2 separate regions of the Homo sapiens genome follow, and region 2 is linked to region 1. The links are chromatin contacts, found by Hi-C or POLR2A ChIA-PET in ENCODE. All regions are on one chromosome and are shown on one strand. Each heading gives the region's core, a stretch centred on a gene start or an enhancer-like site at or near the end of the contact. The rest is flanking DNA. Distances are from core to core; before and after follow the strand shown. Region 1 has its middle 12 kb from the start of GUCY2D. Region 2 holds the start of RPL26 (ribosomal protein L26).

The links. A loop is a pair of places that touch in the nucleus more often than their neighbours do. ChIA-PET counts read pairs that join two places held with the same protein, here RNA polymerase II (POLR2A). Pooled maps may share reads with other maps.
Region 2: a pooled map shows a loop between it and region 1 (4-fold over the local background). The contact joins the promoter of RPL26 here to the enhancer-like site in region 1. A Hi-C loop is called at or near these places in 3 of 50 pooled maps. POLR2A ChIA-PET finds 5 or more read pairs at or near these places in 2 of 52 experiments (HEK293T and activated CD4-positive, alpha-beta T cell).

The regions. Positions count from the first base shown.
Region 1 is chr17:7,987,632-7,993,426 of GRCh38, forward strand. No RefSeq gene overlaps it. Among named protein-coding and RNA genes, the nearest start is that of GUCY2D, 12 kb to the right of the region's middle. Within about 2 kb of position 2,685, at least 25 of the 41 ENCODE cell types and tissues checked have a DNase peak (open chromatin) inside an H3K27ac peak, as active enhancers do.
Region 2 is chr17:8,380,403-8,386,197 of GRCh38, forward strand. It overlaps RPL26 (ribosomal protein L26), which reads right to left and starts at 2,791. Exons shown (of 4, transcript NM_000987.5): 1 at 2,755-2,791; 2 at 1,741-1,913. The coding sequence starts at 1,908. RefSeq lists enhancers at 2,249-2,966, 2,546-2,715, 2,967-3,684 and a silencer at 3,116-3,385.

The DNA of each region.
Region 1 (5,795 bases), core at 1,435-3,934:
ACCCTCTTCTCCATCAGCTCCCAGTCTTCTCATTCTGGTGACTTCACCATCCCCAAGATCAATCCAGCCATCAGCTTGGCCTCTGAGCGCCCCGAACTCCTCGTGTCACATGCTTCTCCTCTACCTCCTTCAGCCATGACGTCACAGGACCAAACCCCCACTGTGTCATCTCCCAGAGCTGCCTCCCCTCTGAAGTCACTAATTCAGGCTGCCTACCCAGCACAACGGCCAGCTAAGAGGTCCCTTCTCCTGTGTGGAGCTGATCCCGTAGTCTATGCTCTGCATCCCTTGTCGCGCCCCCACCTCCCGATGGTGCATTCCATCTGCCTTACGTTGTCACCTTCTCCTTCTCTGTACGGTTTATTTTACTTTATTTTATTCTATTTGGAGACAGAGTCTCGCTCTGTCGCCCAGGCTGGAGTACAATGGCACGATCTCAGCTCACTGCAATCTCCGCCTCCCAGGTTCAAGCGATTCTCCTGCCTCAGCCTCCTGGGTAGCTGGGATTACAGGCACCTGCACCACACCTGGCTAATTTTTAGTAGAGATGGGGTTTCACCATGTTGTCCAGGCTGAACTCAAACTCCCGACCTCAGATGATCTGCCCACCTCAGTCTCCCAAAGCGCGGAGATTACAGGTGTGAGCCTCCACACCCGGCCTCCTTCTCTGTATGTTTTCTGAGGGCAGCACCAGCACCCATTCACCCACTTCCAGCAGCAGAGCCTGATTTTGCCTCTAGACCTCTCCCTGTCCCCCTCAGTCCTTGTCATCTAGGTTAAACTGGCTACACCCTCAGCCTGGTGTGAGCCAGGCCCTGCCAATCCATCACCTTGCCTGGTGACTGAGATGGACTCGGGAGTGGACATCCGACCAAAGGCAGGCCAGTTAGTCAAGAGACTCTTGGATTTTTGTGGAAGCCATTAGGTAAGTGGGGTCTTTGCTGGTTGGATTTAAGTCTGGGAGGATGAAGGACAGCACTGTTGCAGCCGTTTTGCCACAATGAGGGGAGGGCCTTTGGGAGGATAAAGCCCAGCATAGAAGAGAGCAAAGCCTGAGGCCTGCGGCATCTATGCCTGAATCCAGCTGTGCCTGAAGGTAGCGCTGTAGCTCAGGTTTCCAGTTACAAGAACCCATTCAACCTTTCTGCCTTAGCCTGGTTAGTATTGTGGTCCCACTGAACGTACCATTCAGGAGAATCACGTTTAAAAGTGGCACAAGACAAAGACATGAATCTGAATACCTTCAGACATAGTCTACAGCTCCCCCTGGTGGAAAACATTGTTTTTTAGAGTCCAGCTACTAGGCCTTAATTTTTATCCACCACGTGTCCCAATAGTCTGTATATATCTAGGTCAATTTAGAACATCTTTTCTAGTTCAAAAAGCATGTAATTGCTGCTATTTATAATCCTGATCACAGCCCATTCCGGTAATACTTTGTAATTCAGAACTATAATCCCCAACGAAACATGTCCCAGAATCAAGCAGTGAATGTAGAATGTGCTAGATCATTAGGACTCTTTTTTTTTTCTTTTTGAGATAGGGTCTCGCTCTATTGCTCAGGCTGGAGTGCAGTGGTGTGATCAGGTTCACTGCCGTCTCGACCTCCTGGGTTCAATGATCCTCCCGCCTTGGCCTCCCAAAATGCTGGTGATTACAGGCAGGAACCACTGTGCCCAGCCAGGAATCAATGTTTATAATTATCAAAAAAGAGACAAGAAGAAAGGAGGAAACACAAAACCATAATGCGGAAGAATGTTAAAATCCGGTCAAGTATAACTTCATTGATTTCTGGTTTCAAGGATTGTACCCCACAATTGTCTCTTTTCTCCCCACACGTCATGGAAATGATCAGAAAGAAGTAATTGTATGACAGTTTAAAAAATGAACTGTTCCGACCTGGAGCGGTGGCTCACGCCTGTAATCCCAGCACTTTGGGAGGCCGAGGTGGGTGATCACCTGAGGTCAGGAGTTCGAGACCAGCCTGACCAACATGGTGAAACCTCGTCTCTACTGAAAAAAAAAAATGCAAAATTAGCCGGGCATGCTAGCGCATGGCGGAGGTTGCAGTGAGCCGAAATCGCGCTATTGCACTCCAGCATGGGTAACAAGAGCGAAACTCGGTCTCGGAAAAAAAAAAATCTGTTCCAGCAAATGATAAAGCTGGAGAGAATGTTACTAACAGAACTGAAAATCTGAGGAATTTGAGGAAATGTGTTCTTCGTTGAGAGCAAAGTCACGCAGTGCTGAGCTGAGCACCCAGCGCAAAGGAGGGGCTCCCTAAAGGAAGGTGGAAAGGTCTCCCCAGTAGAGCTCCGCCCAGCCCCAGCTCTAAGCAGCGGGCCCCGGGCATCAGGGTTTCAGGGCTGAGGAATGTCCAGCGCCGCCCGATCGCGCCTCGCTTCCTCCATCACTAAACCACCGGGGGACTGACTGCCCGAGGCTGGTGCAGAAGCGGGTGCGGAAGCGGGAGAGGGAACGCGCGTGGCGCTCCAGCCGCCACCCCAACCCTGCCACTTCCGCAGCTGCCCGGGCGCCGCTGCACCCGGACCACTCTGCGGTCTACCCGCTGCGGCCAGAAGAAGAGAGACTCCGGGGAGGGTGGCCCTGCCGCACCCTGGCCTTCACAGAGCAGGGGGCGGAAGAGCCCAGGTGCCCTCGGTGCCTGCGCAACCTGAGCCCCGGCCGCCTCGCGCCTTATCCTTGGGGCTCCCCCTGGCGGCTAAGCCGGTCCCTGCAGGGAAACGTGCCCGTTGTCTCATCTGCATCCACTTAGCACCAAGACGGGGTAGCTGAGGGGGTCGGCGGAAGAGGAGAGGGGAGGCAGCAAAAGATGATCCATGCGGACGACCAGGGAGCCCACACCAGCCTCCAAGCGCGTCAGCCTCCAGCTCCACTCCCCAGGGTGAAGAGTCAACGGACAATCACCCCGAAGTAAGGCCCTACCGCCTCCTGAAAAAGGTGGTTAAAGAAGGGCAATCCGCTAAAGAATAGAGTACACGGGCCGGGCGCGGTGGCTAACGCCTGTAATCCCAGCACTTTGGGAGGCCGAGGCGGGCGGATCACGAGGTCAAGAGATCGAGAGCATCCTGGCGAACACGGTGAAACCCCGTCTCTACTAAAAATACAAAAAATGAGCCGGGCTTGGTGGCGGGCGCCTGTAGTCCCAGCTACTCGGGAGGCTGAGGCAGGAGAATGGCGTGAACCCGGGAGGCGGAGCTTGCAGTGAGCCGAGATAGCGCCACTGCACTCCAGCCTGGGCGGCAGAGCGAGACTCCGTCTCAAAAACAAAAAACAAACAAACAAACAAACAAACGGAATGGAGTACACGAATTATAAGTACAAGAATGTACTTAAAATATTCAAATTAATACCCTCAATAACATTAATGCCAGAATCTTGCATTCACAATAAAAAACTTGGTGTCCAAAATGTGGTACATCCATGCAATGGAGTATTATTCAGCCTCTAACAGGAATGAAATTCTTACACATGCTATAATGTGGGTGGACCCTGAAAACATTACCCTGAGTGAAATAAGCCAAATACGGAAGGACAAATCCTGTATGATTCCACCTCTACGAGGTACTTAGAATAGGTAAATTCATACAGGAGAAAGTAGACTAGAGGGGCCGTCGTTGTTTAATGGGTACAGAGCTTTTGTTGGAGATGGTGAAGAGTTTCAGGTGTAGTGGTGATGGTTACACAAAAATTTTGGCTGTACTTAATGCCACTAAACTGTACACTTAAAAATGGCTAAAATGAGGCCGGGCGCGGTGGCTCACGGCTGTAATCCGAGCACTCTGGGAGGCCGAGGCGGGTGGATCACCTGAGGTCAGGAGTTCGAGACCAGCCTGGCCAATATGGCGAAACCCCGTCTCTACTAAAAATACAAAAATTAGCACGTGCCTGTAATCCCAGTCTGAAGGTATTCAGATTCATGTCTTTGTCTTGTGCCACTTTTAAACGTGATTCTCCTGAATGGTACGTTCAGTAGGACCACAATGCTAACCAGGCTAAGGCAGAAAGGTTGAATGGGTTCTTGTAACTGGAAACCTGAGCTACAGCGCTACCTTCAGGCACAGCTGGATTCAGGCATAGACGCCGCAGGCCTCAGGCTTTGCTCTCTTCTATGCTGGGCTTTATCCTCCCAAAGGCCCTCCCCTCATTGTGGCAAAACGGCTGCAACAGTGCTGTCCTTCATCCTCCCAGACTTAAATCCAACCAGCAAAGACCCCACTTACCTAATGGCTTCCACAAAAATCCAAGAATTGAGTCTCTTTTTATTTATTTATTTATTTTTTTGAGACGGAGTTTCACTCCTTTGTCCAGGCTGGAGTGCAATGGCAGGATCTTGGCTCACTGCAACCTCCGCCTCCCAGGTTCAAGGGATTCTCCCGCCTCAGCCTCCTGAGTAGCTGGGACTACAGGCACCCGCCACAATGCCCGGCTGATTTTTTGTATTTTTAGTAGAGATGGAGTTTCACCATGTTGACCAGGCTGGTCTTGAACTTCTGGCCTCAGGTGATCCACCCGCCTAGGCCTCCCGAAGTGCTGGGATTACAGGTATGAGCCACTGCACCCGGCCAAGAATTGAGTCTCTTGACTAACTGGCCTGCTTTTGGTCGGATGTCCACTCCCGAGCCCATCACAGTCACCAGGCAAGGTGATGGATTGGCAGGGCCTGGCTCACACCAGGCTGAGGGTGTAGCCAGTTTAACCTAGATGACAAGGACTGTAGCTGGGACTACAGGTGCAGGCCACCACGCCCGGCTAATTTTTTGTATTTTAGTAGAAATGGGATTTCACCATGTTGGCCAGGATGGTCTCGATCTCCTGACCTTGTGATCCACCCACTTCGGCCTCCCAAAGTGCTGGGATTACAGGCATGAGCCACTGCACCCAGCCTGTTGTGGCCATCTTTAGAAAATACAATACGCCACAGCCTGCCCTCTGACCACAACTCACATTCCAACCACATGAAAACACAAGGCTCTTCCCATTATGGCATCAACTCAAGGTCTAGCACTTCTGCATCCAAGTTGGGTCCAGAGGCAGCTGAGTCTCCACAGGTGATTCACCAACTTTCTGCAGCTCTCAGGGTACCTGTTCTGGATTAAAAATGAGATCATCCCAGCTCTGTGGGGTGGTCAAGAGCTTCCCTGGAATGTGGCATCGTAACATTCCACTAGCACTCCCTGAGCACCTTACATGCCCAGCTCCACTGTGTGGACCCATGGAAAACCTGGATGAACAGGAAAGACCCAGAATTTGCCAATGCAAGCTTTGGTGTAGGCTGTCCTCTGTGACTGTCACTGGTTCCACTGATGCAGGGCAGGTGAGCCCCAAAATTGAGGCTTAGCCAGGGAGGGTTCTTGGCTTCACCCAAGAAAGAATTCAAGGGCAAGCTGGTGGCAAGGGGTGGATATGCAACAATTTCTAGAAAAAGGTTGGTAACTTCTGGGTTGTTGAGTTGTTGCCATGGAAAGGGGTAGTAACTTCTGGGTGTTGCCATGGCAATGGTAAACTGACATGGCACTGGTGGGCGTGTCTTATGGAGTGGTGTTCTCACCTCTTCCGTGTTTCAGCTAGTCTTCAATCTGGTCCAGAGTCCAAGCCCCACCTCTGGAGTCAAGTCCTGCCTCCTATATCACTGCTACTTGGATGTCATCCCCAATCGTGGAACCTTCTTCAGGTTCCTTAACTTTACTACATTCAACTGTAAAATCTCATAGCTACATTCCATGGTGACTTCAGGTTTTTGAACATATGCTGATAAATACTTATTTGGAGGG
Region 2 (5,795 bases), core at 1,541-4,040, 390 kb after region 1:
ACCCACACTGCTTGTTTGGGAACCCATTTCATCTTTTTGAAATAGGCATGAAAAAATATTGATGGTGTGTATGTAAATGGCTTTAGAGACTGCCTGAATTCTTTAATCACTAGCTGCACTACAGATTACACCTAAGGGTCATTTATAGAAACCTTCACCTAAATAGATGCAACAAATTATTTACCTGTAAGTGCAAACGATAACGTGACTGTGCTTCAGTTACAGCTCCTGAATCTAGATTGGGAGCAATTCTGTTTACTGGTCCTCAACTGCCTCTTCAATGACCAAACATTGAAACCTCCTTTCCAAAAATTGCCAACAGTGAGAAAATTACAGCAGTTAAAGAGAACTGACCTAACTCCCATCTTGCTTCTAACCTCCAAGATGTCCTTGTTCATTCCTGGGCATAGACCAAACTAACTTTGGGAGGAACTTAGTCTACAGGTTAACTTTGAAACAAAGATGCTAACAGTGCTTTCCTGAAACAAACCCCCTTCTTGCCTGGGTACCAGACTGCCTTTGTAGGCTAACAAATTAGCTGCAAGACTAGAAATTACAGTTTAGGCAGCTAGAGGCTTCCCCAATTGCTCCTAGGGATAACACACTGTAAAGCCTAAGATTTGTGTGATTTTTTTTTTTCAGACCCTGCACTGATGGATCCGCTGGTGCCACCCAGATCAATAAACTGGCTCATCTGATCTTGTGGCCCCCATCCAGGAACCAACTCAGAGCAAGAAGACAGCTTCAACTCCCTATGCCTTCATCTCTGATACGACCTGTCAACACGCCCCACTCCCTGGCCCCCTACCTGCCAAATTATCCTTAAAAAAACTCCCATCCCTAAATTTTCCGGGAGAATGATTTGAGTAGTTAACTCTGGTCTCTCGTTCTGGCTCTGCATGAATTAAACTCTTTCTCTATTGCAATTCCTGTCTAGATAAATCGGCTCTATCTGGACAGCAGGCAAAATGAGCCTGTTGGGTAGTCACAATATATTGATAAAAGGATTAATCCCAAAGCAATGTTCTGATTATGTCACCTAATTATGGTCACATCATCTGACGTTTGAGGAAACTGATTTTCGGGCAGGATCCCCAGGAGTTGGAGACCAATCTGGGCAGTAAAGTGAGACCCCTCTCTACAGAAACAAAAAAAAGGTCCTACATGGGAGCATCACTTGAGCCCACAAGAGCCATGACCACGCAACTGCACTCCAGTCTGGGTAAGAGTGAGACCCCATCTCAGCCGGGCGCGGTGGCTCACGCCTGTAATCCCAGCACTTTGGGAGGCTGAGGCGGGCTGATCACCTGACGCCATGAGTTCGAGACCACCCTGCCCAACATGGTGAAACCCCGCCTCTACTAAAAACACAAAAATTAGCCGAGCCGTGGTGGCGGGCGCTTGTAATCCCAGCTACTCGGGAGGCTGAGGCAGGAGAATCGCCTGAACCCGGGAGGCGAAGGTTGCAGTGAGCTGAGATGGCACCACTGCACTCCAGCCTGGGGGGGACAAGAGCGAGACTTCATCTCAAAAAAAAAAAAAAAAAAGATTTTCACCAAATAATACAATTAAAAACTGAAAAGCAGCTTACTTACTGTTTTTTGGTCCCTGGCTCAACTCATCTTGCCACTCTTTGGGAGCAAGAGTCTCAGAAGCATCTTTCTCAGGAATGCAATCTCTCTTCTAAGCTAAGTGCGTAAAATATCCATCAAGACAACGAGAACAAGTAGGGATACACACCTGAACTTCATCATCCTTTCGGATGGGCATGGATCGCACGTTGTACTTCTGTCTCAGCTCTTTGGAAAGAGGGGAAGACATAATCTTCCTTCGAATGTGGGAAGGTGCATTGAAATGCCTTTTGCGATTCTTGCTTCGGTCGGAAGTCACAAAGGGATTAAACTTCATTTTGGCTAAATAAAAAGTTAAAAAGACTCTTAAATGACCAAAATCTCATCCAGCTTCCAAACAAATAACCGCAATGATTTTATCTTGATAGTCTAGAATGATCATAGGCAGTGTCATGTTGTGCAACTTCAACAAAAACTGTTTGATCGGAAGGGCCTATCAACCGAAGCTCGAAACTTTTTATTTTTTGTTTTATTCGGGTGTTTTCTGTATATGTTTACGGACTAAAGACTTTTGCATCAAAAACACTTGTCCTAGTTATAAGACCTTTTAGTTACACTCTCCCAACTCCTCAAGTAGTGCCTGAGGAAATCAAGACTGGACTTACATCTCTGCTGAGCAGACCGACAACGCAATTCTCTTAACTATAACCTCACGTTTTAGAAGGTACAATCAACGTTCATCTTCTACAGGCTTAAGAGTGAATACGTATAGCCCCGCCAAAATGAATAAGGCCCACCAACCCGAACCTGGAAAAGCCTGCACACGTCTCGGGTCCTAAAAGCCTCCCAGTGGGCAAGTGTGGTCTGGAAATTCCGTGAAGACTTTACCGAGAAGTTACTTCGAGACCATTCTCTAGGAAACGACACTACCCAGACTCCAGTCTATTTCCACAGGCTCCCTTCCCTCAGCTCGTTTTCGAGTTCCCAAATCCCCGGTCCCTCCATCCATCTCCGGCCCGGCGGCCCTTGATTTAAGAAAGCAACAGATAAAAAACCATCCCAGTCTCTCCTTCCTGGCTGCTACTCGGCCGACAAGAGACTCTCGGGGTCCCCGCGGTCGGAAGCCACCATGCCCAAGAACGGATGGCTGCTGATTACACCCGCTTGCCCGCCGAATCCTTACCCGCTCCCGCTTCGGTGATGGCCGCAAAAGGGAAGAGAACTACACGCTGCTTCCGGTTCTGTAAGTTTACCAAAGATCTCGCGAGACCTATGTCTCTCGGAGCGAGAGGGGCGCGGAGTTTGAGCGAGGGGAGTAAACTGGGAAATAAATTTATGGCTAGTGTCACCTAGTGGCTAGGAGGGGAACTGCGAGGGATTGCAAAACTCCCCTCCTCCAGGTCCTAGTGTCTCCCTTCCGAGACCCGGGTGCTGCCGCTGAATCCTCTGGGAAGGGTAGTCCCGGGGCTATTGGCTAAGGCTGCTCAGGGTCCAACTGCCCCTGGGGGTGATGAAGGAACGAGCGGCCCCAGGAGACCGCCCAGGAGACCCGCTGGTACCTTCACTCCCAGGTGCCGGGGCGGGGGCCGGCACCCCTTAGCCGGGGAAGCGCAGGCCCTGCTTCTGGCCGCCAGGAGGCGCGGGGACGCCGGCCGGCCGGTCGCCTGGGTCCCTGCACTCACCGTCCCCTCCCGCCCGTGGCGTGGGCGCGGCCAGCGTGCCGGTACTTTAACGAGCTCCACCGCGACGCCGGCCACCGCCCCTGCACCTGGGCGTCTGCTGACCGCACAGCAGGGCCCGCCAGAGATTCAGTTCTGGGTGGTGAGGGGCCTTGCGAGGACCAGGGCCACCGATCGCCGCCTGCCCCCGCGGAAATAGGTCCAAGGCCGCGTTTCCAAGGCGCCCCCAGTGCTGTGGGAGGTGCTGGTCCAGACCACGCTTCGAAGGAGCCAGGCGAGAGGAAGCCTCTCGGTGCGGGGAGCTGCGCGGGTTTCTAAATGCTCGGCCTGTTTGCGTCCAGTTCAGGACCAGACGGAAGCCGTGCGCTCCCTGCAAATGGTTTCTTTTCTTCTTCTTCGTGTGTGTGTGTGTGTGTGTGTGTGTGTGTGTGTGTGTGTGTGTGTGTGTGTGTGTGTGTGTGTGTCTTTTTCTTCTTTTTGAGACAGTTTCGCTCTTGTTGCTCAGGCTGGAGCGCACTGGCACGATCTCCACTCACTGCAACCTCCGCCTCCCGGGTTCTCCTGCCTCAGCCTCCTGAGTAGCTGGGATTACAGGCGCCCGCCACCACGCCCGGCTAATTTTTGTAGTTTTAGTAGAGACGAGGGTTCACCATGTTGGCCAGGCTGGTCTCGAACTCCCGACCTCAGGCAATCCGCCCGCCTCAGCCTCCCAAAGTGCTGGGATTACAGGCGTGAGCCACCGCGCCCGGCCCCTGCAAATGGTTTCTGAGGCAGCGGCAGTGCAGCAGGCACCGGCGCTGAACGGCTTCTGCTGAATGAATGACACGGGTGTCACAGTGACAGAGGACAGGCGTTTCACAAGAATACCGAAGACGTAGTGAGCCTTCTGAGTGTGGGGACGCTCTTCTCTACACTTTACATCATGAATTCTTTTAATCCACAAAATGGCTCTGTTGTTGCTGGTATTATTGTCCCCATTTTACAGATTGGGCAACTCAGCCACAGAGAAATGAGAGGAACTTGGTGCAAGGTTATACAGGACCCATAAGTCACAGCAGAACCCGTGCAGGCTGGCTCCCCGGCCTCTTCTGGGAACTGTATATGGCCCCAATTTGTGGGAACCTCATAGTCAGGACTGCCCAGAGGATGGTCAGCAACGAACATGCGTTTTCATGATTTAAAAATAGTTGTGTTCTTAAATATGCTGTGAAGGAAGTAGCCCTAGATTTTATTCATCACTGAAAAATTCAGCAAGAATTCCTCTGCTGCGACTCTTTTCAACAAATATTTATGAGGCTTCTTTCCTGGGCCAGCCCTGAAACTAGACACTGGCGATGCAAAATAGGTCAAAGTTTGTGCCTTCAGGAAGTTTACTGTCTACAAGAAAAGATAGACAAGGGAATCAACAGCCACGAGACCACAGGAAAAGTGCTCGCTGAGCCAGCTGCCCTTGCTGTCTCTGTGATTCAGGAGCAGAAGGGAGCTCTGGGGTCAGGGAAGACTTCTGAGGTGAGGTCAGCATTGACTGGAATTGGAAGAATGTTAGCATTCGCTCCACAAGGCAGTAGGAATTGCTTGAAGGAAGGCTTGGAGGTGTGAAGCAGCGTGACTCGTGTTTTCCAGGAACCAGGTCCTTGCCGCTGAAGAGAGGCATTTAGACGGGAGCCCAGGGGCTCTAGGGCTGAGCTGAGTGTGATTTGGGTCTGGAAGTCCTAGGGAGCTGCCGAAGGTGCCTGCCTTCCTTCCTTGCCTTGCCTTTCTGGCCTTCACGTTGTCACTCCTTCTCTTTCTTCCTACTGTCCTTACTAGTTTCCCAACTCCCTTCCTGTTCGGGTGTCCCCATCGTCTTCCTGTCTTCCCACCAAGGCCCTCTCTGTTTCCTCAGCCCTCACATCCTCTGCTGACACCCTACCCTCCCAGGCCTTCCTTTCTTTCTCCCTCTGTTCAATACCGAGTCTCAAAATGAAACCTTCAGGCCGGGCATGGTGGCTCACGCCTGTAATCCTAGCACTTTGGGAGGCCGAGGCAGGCAGACTTGAGGTCAGAAGTTAAGGCCAGAAGTTTAAGACCAGCCTGGCCAGCATGGCGAAACCCCATCTCTACTAAAAAAAAAAAAAATTAGCCGGGCGTGGCGGTGTGCACCTGTAATCCCAGCTACTCGGGAGGCTGAGGCAGGAGAATCGCATGAACTTGGGAGGCGGAGCTTGCAGTGAGTGGAGATCATGCCACTGCACTTCAGCCTGGGAGACAGAGCAAGACTCTGTCTCAAAAAAAAAAAAAATTAAACCTTCAGCCCACCATCCATACAGCATGACACTTGATACAATGTGAAAATTTGCAGGGTACAAATTGTCCATACAGATGCAAATGGCCAGTAGCCTAGTTAGAACGTCCCTATCTGTTTTTTTTTGTTTTTTGTTTTTTTTTTGAGGCGGAGTCTCGCTCTGTCACCCAGGCTGGAGTACAGTGGCGCAATATCTGCTCACTGCAACCTCTGCCTCCTGGGTTCAAGCAATTCTCCTGCCTCAGCCTTCTGAGTAGCTGA